Regions from separate parts of the Homo sapiens genome. Here region 2 is linked to region 1. A link is an interaction called in ENCODE POLR2A ChIA-PET data of the cell type or tissue named here. Cell type or tissue: A673. All regions are shown on one strand. Each heading gives the region's core, and the rest is flanking DNA. Links, peaks and the distances in the headings are about the cores only.

Evidence for each region. Peaks named below come from ENCODE experiments on the same cell type or tissue, not always from the same donor. Only the 100,000 strongest peaks of a DNase experiment are listed, where the experiment ranks them.
Region 2: POLR2A ChIA-PET joins it to region 1 with 13 read pairs; 7 of 35 experiments call an interaction of 5 or more read pairs at or near these places.

Annotation. Positions count from the first base shown.
Region 1 is chr1:45,319,545-45,330,470 of GRCh38, reverse strand. HPDL (4-hydroxyphenylpyruvate dioxygenase like) reads right to left here and starts at 3,576. Exons shown (of 1, transcript NM_032756.4): 1 at 1,761-3,576. The coding sequence starts at 3,322. The coding sequence ends at 2,207. It overlaps MUTYH (mutY DNA glycosylase), which reads left to right. Exons shown (of 16, transcript NM_001048174.2): 16 at 1,034-1,229. The coding sequence ends at 1,165. RefSeq lists enhancers at 82-1,016, 2,365-2,474, 3,235-3,484, 3,495-3,544 and a silencer at 6,280-6,574. In A673, for the core only: no CTCF peak of the experiment used is centred there; DNase peaks (open chromatin) are centred at 1,890, 2,110 and 3,610; H3K4me3 peaks cover 879 bases; H3K27ac peaks cover 781 bases.
Region 2 is chr1:45,427,066-45,438,491 of GRCh38, reverse strand. All of the region lies in intron 2 of TESK2 (testis associated actin remodelling kinase 2), which reads left to right. Among named protein-coding and RNA genes, the nearest start is that of TESK2, 58 kb to the left of the region's middle. In A673, for the core only: no CTCF peak of the experiment used is centred there; no DNase peak of the experiment used is centred there.

The DNA of each region.
Region 1 (10,926 bases), core at 1-8,000:
TCCATAGGTTTTTAGTCAGTTAACTAACGAATGTCTGGGTGAACATTCTCCACTCCAGGCTTCACTGGAGGGAGGAATAGTTCTTGACCTGGAGACCTTCCATTGTGGGGTGCAGGGTAGAGGGAAAGGAAAAAAATGATGAGGACTCTCCAGTGTCACAGGTGTGTGAAATGCCTGTACTGAGTTTTGTGGGATATGAATTGTGGAGCCATCAGTTCTTTTTTTTTTTTTTTTTTTTTTTTGAGACAGTCTCACTGTCACCCAAGCTAGAGTGCAGTGGCCCGATCTCGGCTCACTGCAATCTCCCACAACTGGATTAAAGCGATTCTCCTGCCTCAGTCTCCCAAGTAGCTGGGATTACAGGTGCCTGCTACCACACCCAACTAATTTTTGTATTTTTAGTAGAGACAGGGTTTCACCATGTTGACTAGGCTGGTCTCGAACTCCTGACCTCAAGTGATCTGCCCATCTTGGCCTCCCAAAGTGCTGGGATTACAGGCGTGAGCCACCACACCCATCCATGGGAGCTATCAGTTCTAATTGGGAGACGGATCAGGAAAGGCTGTTTGGAGGAAGCAGCTGGTAATCTTCGTCCTAGAAATGAATCCTTTTCTTCAGGTTTGGGAGGGGAATCAACCGTAGCGATGTTCTTTCCAGTCCCAAGAGTAGTGTGAGCAAAGGTGGAGCCCAGTGCAGGCTGCAGTGCTCAAGGAGCTGTGAGCAGTTGGTTTAGCTGGAAAGGTCAGCAGGGCCTGCTGGGTCAGTCAGGGTGTGAGCCCTAGGCTGCTGACTCATTTTAGGTGGAGGAGAGAGGAGTCAGATTTGCATTTTTAGGACAATTCGATTCCCTCAGGCAGCCTTTTGGAGGGTTGATTGATGGGGCAGATACTTGAGGCAGGATGAAAGCTCTACAGCATTCCAGGCTAAGCCTAGCTAGATCAGTAGAGTCGGGGAAAGGGAGAGAGGACAAGGAGAGGATTCTCTGCTCCCCCTCCCCCAACTACAAGGCCTCCCTCCTTCCATTTTTTCACAGGGTTCCAAAAGGTCCCAGGTGTCCTCTCCGTGCAGTCGGAAAAAGCCCCGCATGGGCCAGCAAGTCCTGGATAATTTCTTTCGGTCTCACATCTCCACTGATGCACACAGCCTCAACAGTGCAGCCCAGTGACACCTCTGAAAGCCCCCATTCCCTGAGAATCCTGTTGTTAGTAAAGTGCTTATTTTTGTAGTTATTTTATGTTGTATTTTTTTGAGATGGGGGTCTCGCTATGTTGCTCAGACTGGTTTCGAACTCAGGTGATTCTGGCCTCAAGTGATTCTCCCACTTCAGCCTCCTAAAGTGCTTGGATTACAGGCATGAGCCACCACGCCCGCCCTTTTGTAGCTATTTTGGACAGCCTTCCACCCTCTCCCTAGCCCCCTCACCCCTTATATCTGAGGGAGGGACCCAGAAAAGTGGTGACGTTCTGCTTGGTTCTGACTTTCTCTGGCTGAACTCCCAGCCAGCCCCGGGCAGATGGGGTTGGAGTGGGGGTGTTCTGTCCAGACTGATCTGCCCTCCAACCCCCAGGAGAAAGGCAAGGCAGCTACAGGGAGAACCTGCCAGTGGCTGACACACAACACCCTCTGTTTACGTCTCAGGTCAGCTCTAATTGGAGTGGTGGCATCACTCTGGAGTAGGTAGTTGGGCTCAACTCTCACCCAGCCCCTCCCCACCTGAGTGGTCGCTCCCTAGGGGGAGAGGAAGCACAGGAGAAGATTTGTTCTGTTTTAAATTCCTACCTCAAATACGAAATAATTTATTTAGGGTTATGTTACATACGGAGTGAAACAATACAGAAAAGCAAAGGGCTAATAATGACAGGATTTGAGGAGTGGGTGGGAGGAAATAGAATCACAGCGGGACACAGGGAGGACTCGAAAGTATTGGTTATGTTCTATTTCCTAGTGTGTAATTCTTTTATTGTTCTTTGTATCTTACATATTTATTATAGACTGTATATAAGAAATGTTTTAGTTTTAAAAAATCCCACCTCTTTGGAGCCCAATGAGAGACACAGCTTCTGGCAGGCACTGATGAAATGGAAGTCACACCTGCCCCCCGGAGGCAAAGCCTTTCACTAGTTGGGCCTCCTGCAGATGTTCCTCAGTTCTGTGCTGGTCTCCCCAGAGCTGCAGGACAGCTGGCTGCACCCAGCCCTGGGCATCCTTAGGCTTCCTGGCTCCTGGCAGATTGCTCCTGTACGGACTGCCACAGAGCTCTGATGTTGCCCTGACCAAAGCCAGTGGCCCCCTGCCTCTGAATCAGCTCCAGGAAGAAAGTGTCCTCAGTAAAAAGGGACTTGGTGAAGACCTGAAGCAGAAACTTGCCTTTATCACCATCTAGCAGGATCCCCTGTCGAGCAAGCAGATGAGGCTCGTGCCCTGCAGCTCGGATCTGCCTCTCCTTTCCTGGCTGCTGGTAGTATGCCCCAGGGGGAGCCAGGAACTGGCCTCCAGCAGTTGCCACCCCCTCAGTGGCCTCCACAATGTTAGGCGTATACAGCCCCACGTGCTGCAGGCCTGGCCCCTTGTGCCGGGCCAGGAACTGCTCCACCTGGTCCTGTCGTGTCGTCGCCCCCGGAAGGGACTCAGCCAGAACAAGAGTGGGGACAATGCTGCCCGGCTGGGCCTGCAGGGCTGTAAGCCTCAGTCCCCCAAGCCCAAACCCTGCTGTCATTTCGAGGCCCAGCTCGGGATCCTCACCTGGGCTCAGCGGCAAGTGGCAAAAGCCCAGGCAGTCGTGGAACCAGCGCAAAAGTGTGGGGGAGCTGCCGGGGGTGCAGGCCAAGGTCAGGTGGTCCACGCGGCTGACCCACCCGGGGCCAGGCGCAGAGGACACGGGCCTGAAGCCGGGTAGGAAGGGTCCGCGGTAGCCAGCGCGCTCCAGCAAGGTCAGGCTGAGGATGCCGGCAGGCGAGCTGACCACGGCGTAAGTGGCGGCACCCTGCGCGTCCCGCACGCGAACGGGAGGGACAGGCACGCTGCAGCCCAGCGCTGCCAGCTCCCGGGTTGCAGCGCCGGCGTCCGCCACGTCGAAGCACAGGTTTGTGGCGCTGGGCACGGCGTGACGCGGATCCAGGCCGTACAGCGGCTCTCCAGACCCTGCGCCCTCGTTCACCAAAAAGACCGCGTCGCCGCTGCGCAGGGCTAGCTGCCGCCAGCCGTCCACCTCCCGCGAAGCCAGGGGCTGGAAGCCGAAGAGGCGCTGCAGGTTCCGGGCTAGGGGCTGCCCGGCGGGCACGTGGAAGGCGATGTGGCACAAACGAAGGGCGGGCGCGGCCATGGCGCTCTGGACGGCGACCTAGACTTGTCCTTCTGGGGCCGCTTACTTGTGGTTGGGGACTTCGGGGCTCTCAGTCCTGGGCTGATCGTCCGGAGTTGGGGAGTCCGGCTCACCCCGCAGAGCGCGTTCCTCGCTTTCTTCCGGAAAGAAGTCACCCGCCGACCCCTGAGAGCTCGCGGTTCTCCCTGCAGCGCCACCCCAGCCAGGAGCAGCGTCTGGACCACCGGGTCTCAGTGAGCCGAGCTGCTGGTTGTGAGAACCACGCGGTGCCTGTGCTCGCGCCAAGCAGGAGAAAGAGGGCGGAGCCCGTGACTCCGCCTTTGACTCCCCACCCCCTCCCCCACACCCTGTCGCCTCGGATACTGCGGGGTCGCCGCGCTGCTCTTTCCCCGGGCCTCACGCCTGGTCACATCCTTGGGCACTGAGCCTCCCTTCCCCAGCCCAGGAACTCACAATGGCTGCCTTCACTCGGCGCCAGGCACTGGGCTCCCACTCATCCCCCCAACCTCACAGCGAAGGGACTCAGCCCGGGTTCAGGGAAAGAGTTGGAATTCTCTCTCCACAAGCACGGAATTTTTTAGCACTTTCATGTTTTTTCTTTAAGTTCTGGAGTTTGCCTCTAAGTCTTAATGTTCCCTGGAATACACACACACACACACACACACACACACACACGTTTATATGTTTTGAGACAGGGTCTCACTCTGTCACCCAGGCTGGAGTGGCACAATCACAGCTCACTGCAGCCTCCACCTCCTGGGTTCAGGCGATTTTCCTTGCCTCAGTGCACAAATAGCTGGGACCACAGGCGGACGCCACCACACCCAGCTAATTAAAAATAATTTTTTTTTTTAGAAATGGGGTCTTGCTATATTGCCCAAGCTGGTTTTAAACCCCTGGGCTCAAGCCATCTTTCCACCTCAGCCTCCCAAAGTGTTGGGCAATCTCTCAACCAGTCCTGTCTCTTTCTTCAATCACCCTTCTGTCAACATCATTTAACCCCTTGTCCCAAGCAAGATTTGGAGGAAAAATCTGACGGTTCGGGATCTGAAAGGAACAGCTGCCTGGCTGTCATTCCCCTTCCCCATCCTTTGAGGACTGGAACACAGGCCCTCCTTGCTCTTTGCAGCTTCCTGACTTGGCATTGAGCCAGAGATTTCTGTGGTGGGGGCACTTCTGGCTCTGAAACCCAGAATTGTGTGAGATGACTGGATTGAGGAATTTGTAGTCTTCTGGAACTTCAACTGAGTGGCCCTTGAAGGGTTAGGGAAGGGCATCCAAGAAGGGCAAAGGGCATAAGCAAAAACTCAGTAAGAGTGTGAGCCAGACTCTTAGAGGAGCAATGGGCCATGCTGTTAGGGAGGCATTTAGGATGAATGCCACAGTCCAAGGCATCACAAGAAATTTTTTTGTCAGGCAGCCTGATCTACTGGGTTTCATTGGCAAGAGGGAGAAGGATGTCATAGGGGACAGGGGCTAGCTGGATGTCATGGTGTTCAGGCCTGCAGGCAGGAGGGCAGTACCCAGGAGCTGGTCAGGGTGGTAAAAGGTACTTGGTGCTACTCTGCAGACCAGTGAATGTGAGGACATGAGTTCCAAAAGCCAGACGGACCTGGGTTTGAATCACCAGCAACACTTACTGTCTGTATGGGCAAGTTGCTTAACGCCTCTGAGCCTTAATTTGCCCATCTGTAAAAATGGAAATAATAGTACCTACTTCAAAGAGTTGTGATTAAGTGAGGTGGAGTAAGTGTTCAGTAAATAGTAGCTGTTGCTATTGTAGTTACTGTTTTTTTTTTTAATTAATTTTATTTTCCCACATATTCTAATATTTATTTATTTTAAAAAGTTTTTCAGAGCTGGGCACAGTGGCTCACACCTGTAATCTCAGCACTTTGGGAGGCTGAGGCAGGCGGATCACCTGAGGTCAGGAGTTCAAGACCACCCTGGCCAACATGGTGAAACCCCATCTCTACTAAAAATACAAAAAATTAGATGTAATCCCAGCTACTCGGGAGGCTGAGGCAGGAGAATCACTTGAACCCAGGAGGCGGAGGTTGCAGTGAGCCAAGATCATGCCATTGCACTGTAGCCTGGGCAACAAGAGAGAAACTCTGTCTCAAAAAAAAAAAAAAAGAAAAGAAAAAAGTTTTTTTAGAGATGAGGTCTTACTCTGTCACCTAGGCTGGAGTGTAGTGGCATGATCACAGCTCACTGCAGGCTCCAACTCCTGGGCTTAAGCAATCCTTCCACCTCAGTCTCCCAAGTAGCTTGGGACTACAGGTGCACACCACCATGCCTGGCTATTTAGTTATTGTTTTATTTTATCTCATGATACAATGCCAGTGGTACCTCCCAGAAGGTGTTGTGTGGCCTACTAGAGAGATGGGGACAGGGGCTTCACTGGCATGGGCCAAAGGCTAGGCAGCCTACTCAATGAGCAGCTCACCCCAAGGAATCCTGGGTAGTAAGAAAGGAAAGTAAATCTTGGGGGCCCCAAATCACTAAGCTAAAAGGAAAAGTCAAGCTGGGAACTGCTTAGGGCCAATCTGCCTCCCATTCCGTTCAAAGTCACAGTAAGAGTTAAAGAAAGAGGAAAGAAACACAAAAAGCAGCTCAAAAATCAAACCTGAGAGGGGCTTCTGGCTGATTTCAGTCAGGAGTGCTCTCTCTTACAGACTATTTATTTATTTATTTATTTATTTATTTAGAGATGGATTCTCACTCTGTCACCAGGCTGGAGTGCAGTGGCGAGATCTCAGCTCACTGCAACCTCCGCCTCCCGGGTTCAATCGATTCTCCTGCTAGCCTCCCAAGTAGCTGGGACTTACAGGCACGCACCACCATACCCAGCTAATTTTTGTATTTTTTTTAGTAGAGACGGGTTTCACCATATTGGCCAGGATGGTCTCAATCTTTTGACCTCATGATCCGCCTGCCTCCACCTCCCAAAGTGCTGGGATTACAGGCGTGAGCCACCGCGTCTGGCCCAGACTAACAGTATTTATTGGAGAGAGCTTGGAATGTTTCTGTGTCAGGGAGAAGTTTATGGTGGAGTTGGAATGTCTCTGGTTGGAGGGGAGGTTATCTTGAGGCTGACACCTCTCCAGCCGAAGGGGAGGTTATCTTGGGGCTGGCATGTCTCTGGCTGGGGAGGGGCTTGGAACGTTTCTGGTCAGAGATGTCATTTGTGGTTTATGGTCATGCTGACCTTAGCCATTAGGCTGATGCCCTTTGGATTTAGGCAGTTTTTGATCAAGGCAAAACTTAAAATGGCAGTGCTTGTCCAAGATGGCAGTGCTCCTGCTCCGTCAGTCCAGACTCTATAGTGATAAAAAGGACGGGGGCAGCCAGGTGCAGTGGCTCACACCTGTAATCCCAGCACTTTGGGAGGCCAAGGCGAGTGGATAGCTTGAGGTCAAGTATTCAAGACCAGCCTGACCAACACGGTGAAACCCCATCTCTGCTAAAAAAAATACAAAATTAGGCCAGGCGCGGTGGCTCACGCCTGTAATCCCAGCACTTTGGGAGGCCGAGGCGGGTGGATCACGAGGTCAGGAGATCGAGACCATCCTGGCTAACACGGTGAAACCCCGTCTCTACTAAAAATACAAAAAATTAGCTGGGCGTGGTGGCGGGCACCTGTAGTCCCAGCTACTCGGGAGGCTGAGGCAGGAGAATGGCGTGAACCCAGGAGGCGGAGCTTGCAGTGAGCCGAGACTGAGCCACTGCACACCAGCCTGGGCGACAGGGCGAGACTCCGTCTCAGAAAAAGAAAAATTAGCCAGGCATGGTGGTGCACGCCTGTAATGCCAGCAAGCTGAGAGGCTGAGGCAGGAGAATTGCTTGAACCCAGGAGGCGGAGGTTGCAGTGAGCCGAGATCGCACCATTGCACTCTAGCCTGGGCAACAAGAGCGAAGCTCCATCTCAAAAAAAGAAAAAAAAAAAAAAGGGCCGGGTACGGTGGTTCATGCCTGTAATCCCAGCACTTTGGGAGGTTGAGGTGGGTGGATCATCTGAGGTCAGGAGTTTGAGACCAGCCTGGCCAGCACAGTGGAAACCCCGTCTCTACTAAAATACAGAAATTAGCCAGGTGTGGTGGGCGCATGCCTGTAATCCCAGCTACTTGGAAGGCTGAGACATGAGAATCACTTGAACCCAGTAGGCGCAGGTTGTAGTGAGCAGAGATCATGCTACTGCACTCTAGCCTGGGTGACAGAGTTAGACTCTGTCCCCCCCAAAAAAAAAAAAAAAAAAAAGAGGGGCGGCATGTTCTTTCTGGCTACTTCCTTTTGACGGGGATGGAGAGTTTTCTGGTTTCGGATTGACTATAGGAGTAATGCCATCTGTAGATGTTTTGGGGTAGTTGTCTGTGAAATGGCCATGATCCTGTCAGTTAAAAATCCTTGAAAAAAGTTTATTAGGCAGGGTAAGAACATTAGTCCTGGGCATATTATTAGGAGATGGCCCAGGAATGGGGATGACTCATGCTACGATTTTGTTCCCAAACCAAGAATCCATTTGGTTGTTTTGGTATTCCCTTAGCTTTTTAGTTCTTTCTTGCCGAGACCAGCTCGGTCGGGGAGACCCTAACCCAGCGGCGCTAGAGGAATTAAAGACACACACACAGAAATATAGAGGTGTGAAGTGGGAAATCAGGGGTCTCACAGTCTTCAGAGCTGAGAGCCCCGAACAGAGATTTACCCACATATTTATTAACAGCAAACCAGTCATTAGCATTGTTTCTATAGATACTAAATTAACTAAAAGTATCCCTTATGGGAAATGAAGGGATGGGCCGAATTAAAGGAATAGGTTGGGCTGGTTAACTGTAGTAGTTAACTGTAGCAGGATCTTCTGCTTAGTTTCTCAATTCATCCAAACCGTATCCAGGCCATCACCAATCATTCTATACGACAAATGCTCCTTCTAACAACCCCACAATATCACCCCTTACCACAAAATCTTCCTTCAGCTTAATCTCTCCGACTCTAGGTTCCCATGCCACCCCAATCCCGCTCGAAACAGCCCTGAAAAACATCGCCCATTATCTCTCCATACCACCTCCCAAAATTTTCACCACCCCAACACTTCAACACTATTTTGTTTTATTTTTCTTATTACTATAAGAAGACAGGAATGTCAGGCCTCTGAGCCCAAGCCTGCACGTATTCATCCAGATGGCCTGAAGTAACTGAAGAATCACAAAATAAGTGAAAATGGCTGGTTCCTGCCTTAACTGATGACATTACCTTGTGAAATTCCTTCTCCTGGCTCATCCCGGCTCAAAAGCTCCCCCACTGAGCACCTTGTGACCCCCACCCCTGCCAGCCAGAGAACAACCCCCTTTGACTGTAATTTTCCACTACCAACCCAAATCCTATAAAATGGCCCCACCCCTATCTCTCTTCGCTGACTCTCTTTTCAGGCTCAGCCCACCTGCACCCAGGTGATTAAAAAGCTTTATTGCTTATACAAAGCCTGTTTGGTGATGTCTTCACACATACGCGCGTGAAAGATCTGACTTGATCAAATCCAAAGGAAAGTTCCAAATTTTGTGGAACAAAGCCTCTCAAATGGTTGAATTAAAAAAAAAAAAGAAAGGCGGTGTGGTGAGGGAGAAAAACAGCCAGCAAAAGGGAGAAAAGAGGACAGATTTTGGATTTTGACTACTTTAGCCCCTTTAGGGGCTTTATTTACATAACGAGGCCACCTTTTTGCTAGTCAGGCGAAACTGAAAGAGCAATGGCTGTGCTTCTGAAACAGCGGCAATTTGTCCCAGCTCAAAAATGGTAATGAAATTTAAAAACATTTTTTTAAAGGAGCTCAATGGTTAAAGTCAGCTTAATTAAAAGCTAACATCCAAGATGTGTGTGTGTACGTGTGCATATGTGTGTTTGTATTCAAAGGCCGTCATTTATTTTTTCTGTCCTAGGACGTTGTCCTTTATTTTTGAGGAAAAGTTTTTTCTTCTTAGTTGACTGAATTCTGTTTTCTTCATTCACTTCTCCTGTCTCTCCTTTCTCTTGTACCCTCTGCTGCATGAGGGACCTAAAATAGTTTACAATCACCTGGGGTTCCTTTAAGAAAACGGAGAAGTTGCCAGACTCCCTTTTGGGGAGAAACTTGTTATTCCTTATAGAACCCCAAAAGTGTAAACAGACAAGTTCATCTCAGCCTTTAAGCTGCTTGCTTTTGTATTGTGTTACCGGATATATTGACTATAATAATTATTGCAACACAGGGTACTCTGGGTTTTTAAAGAAGGGTGTAGTTTAGACACTTAGAAATATCTTTGTTTTAAAAAAAAATTTTTTTTAAGTGCACTGTAAAAACATCAGATAGTCTAGCCTCAGAATAATTCTCCCGGTTTGGAAACCCAGGATTCAGTGTGGGCCCTGCCCAGAGCTCAGAGAGCTAGTTAAAAGACAGGTAGTCTGGCCAGGTGTGGTGGCTCACACCTGTAATCCCAGTACTTTGGGAGGCCGAGGCGGGTGGATCACCTGAGGTCAGGAACTCGTGACCAGCCTGACTAACATGGTGTAAACCCCATCTCTACTTAATACAAAAAAATCAGCCAGGCATGGTGGTGCATGCCTGTAATCTGAGCTACTTGGACTGAGACAGGAGAATCACTTGTACCTGGGAGGTAGAGGTTGCAATGGGGATTGATGATGCAACTGGGTAGAGGGGGAGGTTCGATTTTTATGGTGTATGAGAAAGCGCATAGTGTCTATGAATAACCTTTCACTGCTATTCATGGGGCCAGGTATAAGCAAGCAAGAGGACAGCTAGGAGGAGAGTCCGAAGAACAAGGGGAAGGTAGCCAAGGATGGAGTGAAATGCAGGGCAAATGTCTTAAAGGAAATGAGAGGTTCTAAGAGGCGAGCTCGTGGCTTGTAACCCACATGGAAGAGGTTAAAAAGGACGATAGAATGGAATGAGCCTGTGAGGCTGGAAGGAGGTATTTTCCTTGGTCTAAGAACCATTTGCCTTGAGTAGGGAGGGATTGATATGTGGAAACTTCAGTGGGAGAGTAAGTAGGAGTGACTGATGAGGAGAAAAACTGGCCATGAGGGACAGAAGTAGGAATACAGGCTGCTTCTTTAGCTGTCTTATCAGCATAATTGTTGCCTTGAGCAATGGGGTCTGAGGCCCTTTGATGGCCTTTTCAGTGAATGACTCCAGCTTCCTTTGGAAATAAAGCGGCCTTGAGAAGAGGAAATCTCTTTCAGCCCATGTAACAGCATGGTGGTGCAGTATGGAAGGCATATTTAAAGTCAGTATAAATATTAGCATGCAGTCCTTTTGCAAGAATGAGGGCTCGAGTTAAGGAAATGAGTTCGGCTTGTTGAGAGGTAGTGGAGTGGGGCAGAGCGGTAGCCTCAATGATAGATGTGGAAGATACTATAGCATAGCCTGCCTTTCCTGGTGAGTGGCAATTAGGCCTGGTGGAACTGCCATCAATAAACCAAGTGTGATCAGAGTGAGGAACAGGAAAGAAGGAAATATGGGGAAATGGAGTGAATGCCAAGTGGATTAGACAGACACAGTCACGGGGGTCAGGTGTGGTATCAGAAATAATGTGGGGGCCAGCCTAAAA
Region 2 (11,426 bases), core at 2,354-10,353, 110 kb before region 1:
CAGAGTCTTACTCTGTCGCTGAGGCTGGAGTACAGTGGCACCGTGTCAGCTCACTGCAACCTCCATCTCCTGGGTTCAAGCAATTCTGCTGTCTCAGCCTCCCAAGTAGCTGGGATTACAGGTGCCTACCACCATGCCTGGCTAGTTTTTATATTTTTAGTAGAGATGGGGTTTCACCATGTTGGCCAGGTTGGTCTCGAACTCCTGACCTCAGGTGATCCACCTGCCTCAGCCTCCCAAAGTGCTGGGATTACAGGCGTGAGCCACCGTGCCCAGCCAGTGCTTCTATGTTTTAATAACTACTCTATCAGAAAAGAGTTTAGCTCTATAGTCATGGAATTATATGAAGTAACTTTTGTTAAGATGGCTAAGAACTGGGCAGTAAGGATGATGTGAGATAGTAGATGTTCTACTTAAAGGTAAAAGTTAGGAGAAAGCCTATTAGGTATTTCTGACATACCAGTTTTCAGAGTCATTGGGTGACTGAGATGTCAGTATATACCAATACTGTTTGGGGAACAAAAATTAAATGCTCCCAAAAAGACTACTTGGAAGTATTCAGAACCATCCCCAAACCCCAACATCTATGAGCAACACTTATGTGTGTCTGTAACCAAGAAGCTTTGCTTGTCTGTCTCATATCAAACCAGCCATTTCAGAATTTAACTGTTCCAGGTAGTCAGAGTTAAGGTAACCTTCAAAATCTAGAAAAAGTATTTTATAAAATTCAACATCCCTTTATGATAAAAACTCTCAACAAACTAGTCATAGACAGAACATACCTCAACATAATAAAGGCCATATATGACAAACCCACACCTAATAGCATACTGATAGGGAAAAGCTGTGAAAGCCTTTTCTCTGAAAACTGGAACAAGGATGCTCACTTTCACCACTCCTATTCAGCATAGTACTGGAAGTCCTAGCTGCAACAGTGAGGTAAGAGAAAGAAAGAAAAGGCATCCAAATTGGAAAAGAGGAAGTCAAATTGTTCCTCTTTGGAGATAAAATGATCTTATATCTAGAAAAACCTAAAGATTCCACCAAAATCTTTTAGATCTGATAAATTCAGTAAAGTTACAGGATTCAAAAATCAATGCACAAAAATCAGCATTTCTATACACCACTAATTAGCTGAAAAAAATCTAGAAGGCAATCCCAATTACAGTACAGCTACAAAAATTATAATAAAATACCTATGAATAAATGTAACCAAGAAAGTGAAAGACCCTACAAGAAGAACTGCAAAACGCTAATGAAAGAAATTGAAGAGGACACAAAAAAATAGAAAGATATCTTATGCTCATGGATTGGAAGAATTAATATTGTTAAAACGACCATGCTACCCAAAAACAATCTACAGATTCAGTGAAATCCCTATCAAGATACCAATGTTGGGTCAGGCGCAGCGGCTCACTCCTGTAATCCCAGCACTTTGGGAGGCCAAGGTGGGTGGATTGAGGCCAGGAGTTGAAGACCAGCCTTGCCAACAATGGTGAAACCCTATCTCTACTAAAAATACAAATATTAGCCAGGCATGATGGCACATGCCTGTAGTTCCAAGTACTTGGGAAGCTGAGGCGGGAGGATCGCTTGAGCCTGGGAGGCAGAGGTTGCAGTGAGCCGAGATTGTGCCACTGCACTCCAGCCTGGGTGACAGAGTGAGACTCTGTCTAAAAAAAAAAAAAAAAAGATACTAATGTTGGCTGGGCACAGTGGCTCATGCCTGTAATCCCAGCACTTTGGGAGGCCAAGGCAGGAGGATCACCTGAGGTCAGGAGTTCGAGACCAGCCTGCCCAACATGGAGAAAACCTGTCTCTACTAAAAATACAAAATTAGCTGTGTGTGGTGGCACATGCCTGTAATCCCAGCTACTCGGGAGGGGAGGTAGGAGAATCGCTTGAACCCGGAAGGTGGAGGTTGCGGTGAGCCAAGATCGGGCCATTGCACTCCAGCCTGGGCAACAAGAGTGAAACTCCGTCTCAAAAAAAAAAAAAAAAAAAAAAAAAAAAGGCCAGGCACGGTGGCTCATGATCCCAGCACTTTGGGAGGCCGAAGTAGGCGGATCTTCTGAGGTCAGGAGTTTGCGACCAGCCTGGCCAACATGGTGAAACCCCATCTCTACTAAAAATACAAAAATTATCCAGGTGTGGTGGTGTGTGCCTGTAATCCCAGCTACTCAGGAGGCTGAGGCAGGAGAATCGCTTGAGCCTGGGAGGTGGAGGTTGCAGTGAACCGAGATCACGCCACTGCACTCCAGCCTGGGTGACAGAGTGAGTCTCCATCTCAAAAAAAAAAAAAAAAAAAAAGAAGATACCAATGTCATTTTTCACAGAAATAGAAAAAGCAGTCCTAAAATTTTGTATGGAAACAAAAAAGAGACCAAATAGCCAAAGCAGTCCTGAGCAAAAAGAACAAAGCTGGAGGCATCATACTACCTGACTTCAATATATATTACAAGGCTATACTGAGCACAACAGCATGATATTTGTATAAATCAGACACATAGACCAATGGAACAGAATAAATCCACGTGTTTACAGCCAACTGATTTTCAACAAAGGTACCAAGAACGTACACTGGGGACAAGACACTTTCTTGAATAAATGGTGCTGAGAACATGGTATATTATATATGCAGAAGAATGAAACTGGATCTCCATCTCTTACTATATACAAAAGTCAAATCCAGTCACACCAGTACACTCCAGCCTGGGCAAAAGAGTGAGACTCTGTCTCAAATAATAAAATAAAATAAAATAAAGATAATTTAAAGACTTAAATGTAAAACCCCAAACTACAAAACTACTAGAAGAAAACATAGGGGTTTCAGCATGTTATTCTGGGTCTTAAAAAAAAAAAAAAAAAGAATACTGAGCAACATAGTGAGACCTTGTCTCTACAAAAAAAAAAAAAAAAAAAAAAAAAATTAGACCACAGTGGCTTACACCTATAATCCCAGTACTTTGGGAGGCTAAGGCAGGAGGATCACATGAGCCCAGGAGTTCGAGATGAGTCTGGGTAATATAGTGAGACCCTGTCTTTAGAAAAAAAAAAAAAAATGGCTGGGTGCAGTAGCCCATGCCTGTAATCCCAGCACTTTGGGAGGCCAAGCCAGGCAGATTGCCTGAGCTCAAGAGCTTGAAACTAGCCTGGCCAACGTGGTGAAACCCTGTCTCTGCAAACAATACAAAAAAATTAGCTGGGTGTGGTGGCGTGTGCCTGTAGTCCCAACTACCTGGGAGACTGAGGTGAGAGGATTGGTTGAGCCTAGGAAGTTGAGGCTGCAGTGAGCTGTGATCACACCACTGCACTCCAGCCTGGGTAACAGAGTGATACCCTGACTCAAAAAAATAAAAAATTAGCCAGCCATGGTGGTGCACACCTGTAGTCCCAGCTACTTGGGAGGCTGAAGTGGGAGGATTTCTTGAGCCTAGGAGTTCAAGATTGCAGTGAATTATGATCAAGCCACTGCACTCCAGCCTTGGTAAGAGAGAGAGACCTTGTCTCAAAAAAAGAAAAAAAAAAAAAAGAAAGAAAAGTAAACAGAGGAAACACTTCAAGACATTGGTCTAGGCAAAGATTTTATGGCAAAGACCTCAAAAGTATAGGCAGCAAAACCAAAAATCGACAAATGGGACTATATTAGACTAAAAATCTTCTGCACAGCAAAGGAAACAATAGAGTGAAGAGACAACCTTTTGAATGGGAGGAAATACTCGTAAACTATTTATCCAAAAAGGGGCTAATATTTGGAATATACAAGGAACTCAAACAACTCAACAGTAAAAAATAAAAAACCATCTCTCCCTACCCCGAAAATCCCATTTAAAAATGGGCAAAGGACATGAACAGAAATTTCTTGAAAGAAAACATAGGAATGGTCAACAGGTATACGAAAAATGCTCAACATCATAAAAAATTTGCTAATCAGGGAAATGCAAATCAATACAATGAGGTATTATCTTATCTCATTTAGAATGGCTACCATCAAAAAGACAAAAAGACCCCATCTCTACAAAAAAAAAAAAAAATAGCTGGATGTAGTGGTGCACACCTGTAGTTTAAGCTACTCGAGAGGCTTAGGTGGGAGGATCGCTTGAGCCCAGATTGACACTAGAGTGAGCTGTGATCATGCCACTGCACCCCAGCCTGGCAATAGAGCAGGACCCTGTCTTAGACAAACAAACAAAAACAGGCCAGGCACGGTGGCCAGTGCCTGTGATCTCAACACTTTGGAAGATGGAGGCAGGTGCGATTGCTTGAGCTCCGGAGTTCGAGACCAGCCTGGGCAGCATGGTGAAACCTCGTCTCTACCAAAAATACAAAAATTAACTGGGTGTGCTGGCACATGCCTGTAGTCCCAGCTATTCAGGAGGCTGAGGCAGGAGGATCCCTAGAGCCAGGAGGTTGAGGCTGCAGTAAGCTATGATCATGCCACTGCACTCCAGCCTGGGAGACAGAGTGAGATCCCATCTCAAAAACAACAACAATAACAACAACAACAAACCCCAAAACCCCAAAAATGAACAAACAAAAAACAAACCAGATCTGATGAAGATACAGCGTAAAGGGAACTCTTATATTCTTGGGGGGAATGTAAATTAGTATGGTCACTATGGAAAACAGTATGGAGATGTCTCAAAAAAGTAAAAAATAGAACTACCATATGATCCAGCAATCTCATTAGTGGGTATTTATCCAAAGGAAGGGAAATCAATATACCAAAGGGATACTTGCATCTCCATGTTTATTGCAGCACTATTCACAGTAGCAAATATATGGAACCAACCTAAGCATTCATTGATGGATAAGTGGAAAAAGAAAATGTGGTATATATAAAAAATGGATCACTATTTGGACATAAAAATGTATGAAATCCTGTCATTTTCAGCAACGCAGATGGAACTGGAAGTCATTATGTTAAGTGAAATAAGCCAAGCACAGAGAGACTAATATTGCAAGTTCTCACTTATATGTGAGAGCTGAAATAGTTGATCTCATAGAGGTAAAGAGTAGAATGATAGTTACCAGAGGCTGGGAAGGGTGCGTGGGATAGAGAAAGTTGGTTAATAGGTACAAACATATAGTTGGATAGAAAGTGTAAGTTATAGGCTGGGCATAGTGTCTCATGCCTGTAATCTCAGCACTTTGGGAGGCCAAGGAGGGCAGATCACTTGAGGCCAGGAGTTCAAGACCAGCCTGGCCAACATGGCAAAACCCTGTCTCTACTGAAATTACAAAAAAAATTAGCTGGGCATGGTGGGTACGTGCCTGTAGTCCCAGCTACTTGGGAGGCTGAGGTACAAGAATCGCTTGAACCCAGGAGGTGGAGGTTGCAGTGAGCCGAGATTGCACCACTGCAACCAGCCTGAGTGACAGAGTGAGACTCGGTCTCAAAAAAAAAAAAAAAAAAAAAAAAAAAAGCGGCTGGGCGCGGTGGCTCATGCTTGTAATCCTAGCACTTTGGGAGGCCAAGGTGGGCAGATTGCCCAAGCTCAGGAGTTTGAGACCAGCCTGGGCAACACAGTGAAACTCCATCTCTACTAAAATACAAAAAATTAGCTGGGTGTGGCGGCATGTGCCTGTTGTCCCAGCTACTCAGGATGCTGAGGCAGAAGAATTGCTTGAACCTGGGAGGCGGAGATTGCAGTGAGGCGAGATCATGCCACTGCACTCCAGCCTGGGTGACAGAGCGAAACTCCATCTCCAAAAAAAAAAAAAAAAAAAAAAGTTATAATATTCAATAGGAGAGTATGGTGACTATCATTAATAATGTATTGTATATATCTTTTTTTTTTGAGACGGAGTCTGGCTCTTTTGCCCAGGCTGGAGTGCAGTGGCTTGATCTCGGCTCACTGCAAGCTCCGCCTCCCCAGTTCACGCCATTCTCCTGCCTCAGCCTCCCGAGTAGCTGGGACTACAGGCGCCTGCCACCATGCCCGGCTAATTTTTTGTATTTTTAGTAGAGATGGGGTTTCACCGTGTTAGCCAGGATGGTCTTGATCTCCTGACCTTGTGATCTGCCCGCCTCGGCCTCCAAAAGTGCTGGGATTACAGGCGTGAGCCACCGTGCCTGGACAATGTATTGTATATTTCTAAGTAGGTAGAAGAGCGGACTTGAAATGTTCCCAATACATATAAATGATAAATACTCGGCCTAGTGTAGTGGCTCACACCTGTAATCCTAGCACTTTGGAAGGCCGAGGCAGGAGGATCCCTTAATGCCAGGTGTTCAAGACCTACTTCCTAAGTAGCTGGGACCACTATGCCTGACTATTTTTATTTCTGTAGAGACAGGGTATTGCTTTGTTGCCCAGGCTCAAGTGATCCTCCCATCTCAGCCTCCCAAGTATCTGGGACCACAGACATGCACCACCATGCCTGGGTAACGTTTTTTGTATTTTTTGTAGAGATGGGGTTTCACCATGTTTCCCAGGCTGGCCTTGAACTCTTGGGTTTAAGTGATCCTCCTGTCTCAGCCTCCCAGAGTGCTGGGATTACAGGCATGAGCTACTGTGCCTTGCCCTAAAAATTTTTTATTTTCTGGTTCTTGCTTTCCATGCTAGGCTCATCACAAGCTTGCAATTCCTTAACATGTACCCACCAGGCCTTGAGCCAAACCCAGTTTCTCACCATTCCTTAGAATATCCCATGCTCTTATTCCTCTGAGACTCTGCACATGCTTTTACACCTGCTCAGTATGCCCTTTCCTTGCTTGTTCTATTTGACAAGCTCTTTCTTATTCTTGAAGAAAACTGAAGGATGACTTCCTCTGGGAATCCTTCTCTGACCCCTTCAAGCAAGGTTTTTACTGGTGGCCAGTAAAAGGTTGAGTATCCCTTATCCACAAGCTGGGAACCAGAGGTGTTTTGGATTTTGGAAAATTTTTTTGAATATTTGCATTATACTTACTGGTTGAGCATCCCTAATAACTACTCTTTATGTGCGCATCATGTCTTTGTTCCAGGCTATAATAAGGGGGAAGTAAAAAGTACAATTTCATCAAGAAAGCAATAGCATCCCCAGAAATTCCATGCAGCAATTTCCACTTGCATCTTTTTTTTTTTCTTTTAGATAGGTTCTCGCTCTATTGCCCAGGCTGGAGTGCAGTGGCACAATCTTGGCTCACTGCAACCTCCGTCTCCCGGGTTCAAGCGATTCTTCTGCCTCAGCCTCCTGAGTAGCTGGGACTACAGGCACGTGCCAACATGCCCGGCCAATTTTTTGTATTTTTAGTAGAGACAGAGTTTCACCATATTAGCCAGGATGGTCTCGATCTCCTGACCTCGTGATCCGCCGACCTCGGCCTCCCAAAGTGCTGGGATTGCAGGCGTGAGCCACTGTGCCCGGCCTCTTGCATCTTCTTACTAGCACTGTGTAACATAGACTCTCCTAGTTGCAAGGAAGATTGCCAGGTTGGGTTTCTTTCAGTCACAAAAAAGAAGAAAATTGGTGTTGAGTAAATAATTCGTATTGTTTAATCTGCTTACTTTTCAGTAGATGGGTTCTAGGCCATAAGCTCAATTTTTGTCCAGGAAGTGTAAGTCACTGGAGGATTATCTCCAGAATTTTTTGGGTGATTCTGCCTTATAAAACTGTAGCTCTTTACGCTAACTACAAATATAACGCAACCTCTATTTCTGTCCGTCCATATATTAGTAGCAAGTGAGGTGTAACCCACATTTCTGTCCAGCCATATTCTTGGGGGCTTGGCTCAAGACTTTTATAGAACCACACATGAAATGTCGCCAAAGAGGAAGCAAAAAGATGCAACCCTTGCCAGTGACTTGTCAGCCACCACAAACCCAAAAGTCATGTGCCATGCTACAGTACAAACTAACCCTAGCTGTCTCATCATCAAGTGCTCTCTCACAACACAAACTAACCCTTGGTATCCCAAAAGGCAAAGAGATCAGAGAGATCAAAGGCAAAAGAGCAGAGCTCAGACCTGAGAGAGGTTTACTCACGACTCTATTTTTTCTGTTTGTTTGTTTGTTTTAGATAGGGTCTCACTGTGTTGCCCAGGCTGGAGTGCAATGTCTTGATCATGGCTCACTGTAGCCTTGATCTCCTGGGCTCAAGCGATCCTCCCACCTCAGCCTCCTGAGTAGCTGGGACCACAGGTGCACACCACCACAACCAGCTAATTTTTGTATTTTTTTTTGTAGAGATGTGTTTTACCATGTTGCCCAGGCTATCTCGAACTCCTGGGCTCAAGCAGCCTACCTGCCTCAGCCTTCCGAAGTGTTGGGATTACAGCTGTGAGCCACCATACCCATCTTCACAACTCTTTAGGCTCCATGAGAAGACAGATTCTCATCCAAAAAGGGGTTAGCAGAGCTTAGGGTCTCAGGGTCTTCAGCAGTCTCCTTCAGGTCCCTTTGTGGTAGCCACATCTGTTAAAGGACAAAATTAGAATAAATATAGTTTAAAGACTTCAATAGTCTTTATTGCTATTCTAGAGTCCAGCAACTCTTCATTTCCTAAAATAGAATAAGTGTACCAATGAGCTGAGTGGAAGAATTTGGCTTTATAGTCAGAGAAGGGCTTAAAAAAGCAGAAGCAAAGACCTGAGAGTGTATTATTAGCCCTTTCAAAGTTCTTATAATGCAAAGGCAGGGATATCAAACAACAGAAAAGTAACTGATTTGTTAGTATCAACTAACTTCAGGCTACTTCTTTTGTGTAAGAGTTAAAGCGGAGGGACTTTAGTTATGCCAATTGAAGATTGAAGCTGGTCAGTTTGGGTGATTGGCTGTTATCTCTCTTTCCTGATTTCTTGGAAAGTCAGATAACAACTTAGTGGAACAACTTAGTAGAACTTTAGCACGGGTAACTCCGTTTTCATTTTTAGTCTCGTCTGTTAAAGCCTAGTGCAGGAACTCAATCCAAAACTGTTATGCCTCCTGTAATTTTTGTTTAGTAGCATTTTGATAAATTTTGTCATATATACTTTAAAAAAAATGCCTGTCTTTGAGGAAGGATTAGATCAAAGATGCCACTTTTGTTATTGAAATGTTCCATATCCTTACTAATTTCTTGTCTTCTTGAGCTTTCAGGTTTAAAAAAAAAATTTTTTTTTAATCTGTTTTTTAGATGGAGTTGCGCTCTGTCACCCAGGCTGGAGTGCAATGGCACAATCTCGGCTCACTGCAACCTCTGCCTCTCGGGTTCAAGCGATTCTTCTGCCTCAGCCTCCCAGGTAGCTGGGACTACAGACACGCACCATCACGCCTGGCTAATTTTGTATTTTTAAGAGATGGGTTTTCCCCATATTGGCCAGGCTGGTCTCGAACTCCTGATCTCTACCGCACCTGGCGAGCTTTCAGTTTTTGAGAGATGTGTTAAAATGTCTCATAATATTTAGGGGCCGGGCGCGGTGGCTCACGCCTGTAATCCCAGCATTTTGGGAGGCCAAGGCAGGCAGATCACGAGGTCAGGAGATCGAGACCATCCTGGCTAACATGGTGAAACCCCGTCTCTACTAAAAATACAAAAAATTAGTCGGGCATGGTGGCACGTGCCTGTAGTCCCAGATACTTGGGAGGCTGAGGCAGGAGAATGGCGTGAACCCGGGAGGCGGAGCTTGCAGCGAGCCAAGATCACGCCACTGCACTCCAGCCTGGGTGACAGAGCGAGACTCCGTCTCAAAAAAAAAAAAAAAAAAAAAAATCAGGAATTTAAGAGCTGGGCGCAGTGGCTCATGTTTGTAATCCCAGCACTTTGGGAGGCCGAGGCAGGCAGACTGCTTGAGCCCAGGAGTTTGAGACCAGCCTGGACAACATGGCGAAACCCTGTCTCTAAAAAAATATATAAAAATTAGCTGGGCATGGTGGTGCACAGCTGTGGTCCCAGCTTCTCAAGTGGCTGAGGTGGGAGGATTGCTTGATCTCAGGAGGGGGAGGCTGCAGTGAGCTGAGGTCATGCCACTGCATTCAAACATGGGTGACAGAGTGAGACCCTGTTTAAAAAAAAATAAAAATAAAGATCATAGATTTGTCACATTTGCCTTACATTGTCAGTTTTTGTTTTCTATATTACAAGACCATGTTGTGAGATACATACAAGATCATGATTATTATCCCTTGGTAGAATATTTATGCAATGTTCACACAGTGCTTTTTTTCTTGAATCAGTTGGTCTGACTGTATCAGGCTCAATATTCTTTGCATAGTTTGTATTCAAATTGTGTCTCTGCCATTTAATAGATGTACGATCTTGAGAAAGATTTAATTTCTCTGTGCCTCAGTTTCCATGGCTGTAAAATGAGGTTATTAGTGATACTTGTCTCACAGGATTATCTTCAAGATTAAATAAGTTAATATGTATAAAGAAGTTATACAGCAGTACCTAGTATGTAGCAAATGCTGTAAATGTTAGCTATGTTATTGCTGTTTTATAACTGTGTATGATGGTTGGGGCATCTTTTTTAAACTTTTATTTTTATGGGTACATAGTAGATAATATTTATGGGGTACATGAGATATTTTGATACAGCCATACAATGTGTAATAATCACATTGGGATAAATGGGATATCCATCACCTCAAGCATTTATCATTTCTTTGTGTTGCAAACATTCCAATTATACTCTGTTATTTTAAAATATACAATTAAATTATTGTTGAGTGTAATCACCCTGTTGTACTAAATCTTCTTCATTCTATCAAGCTATATTTTTGTACCCATTAACTGCCCCCACTCCCCCACACCCCACACTACCCTTCCCAGCCTCTGTTAACCATCATCATTCTACTCTGTCTCTATGAGTTCAATTGTTTTATTTGAGCTCCCACAAATAAATGAGAACATGTGAAGTTTGTCTTTCTATGTCTGGCTTATTTAACTGAACATAATGTCCTCAAGTTCCACCCATGTTGTTGCAAATGACAGGTTCTAATCCTTTCTTATGGCTGAATAGTACTCCATTGTGTGTATGTACCACATTTTCTTTATCCATTTGTTTGTTGATGGACACTTAGGTTGCATCCAAATCTTGGCTATTGTGAATAGTGCTACAATAAACATGGAAGTGCAGATATGTATTTGACATACCGATTTCCCTTCTTTTGGTATATACCCAGCAGTGGGATTGCTGGATCATATGGTAGCTCTATTCTTAGTTTTTTGAGGAACCTCCAAACTGTTCTCCATAGTGGCTATACCAATTTACATTCCTACCAACAGTGCACGAGGCTTACCCCTTTCTCTACATCTTTGCAAGAATTCTTTTTTTTTTTTTTTTTTTTTTTTTGAGACAGAGTCTTGCTGAGGCTGAAGTGCAGTGGCGTGATCTTGGCTCACTGCAACCTCTGCCTCCCAGGTTCAAGTGATTCTCATGCCTCAGCCTCCCAAGTAGCTGGAATTACAGACGTGCACTACCATGCCCAGCTAATTTTTGTATTTTTAGTGGAGACGGGGTT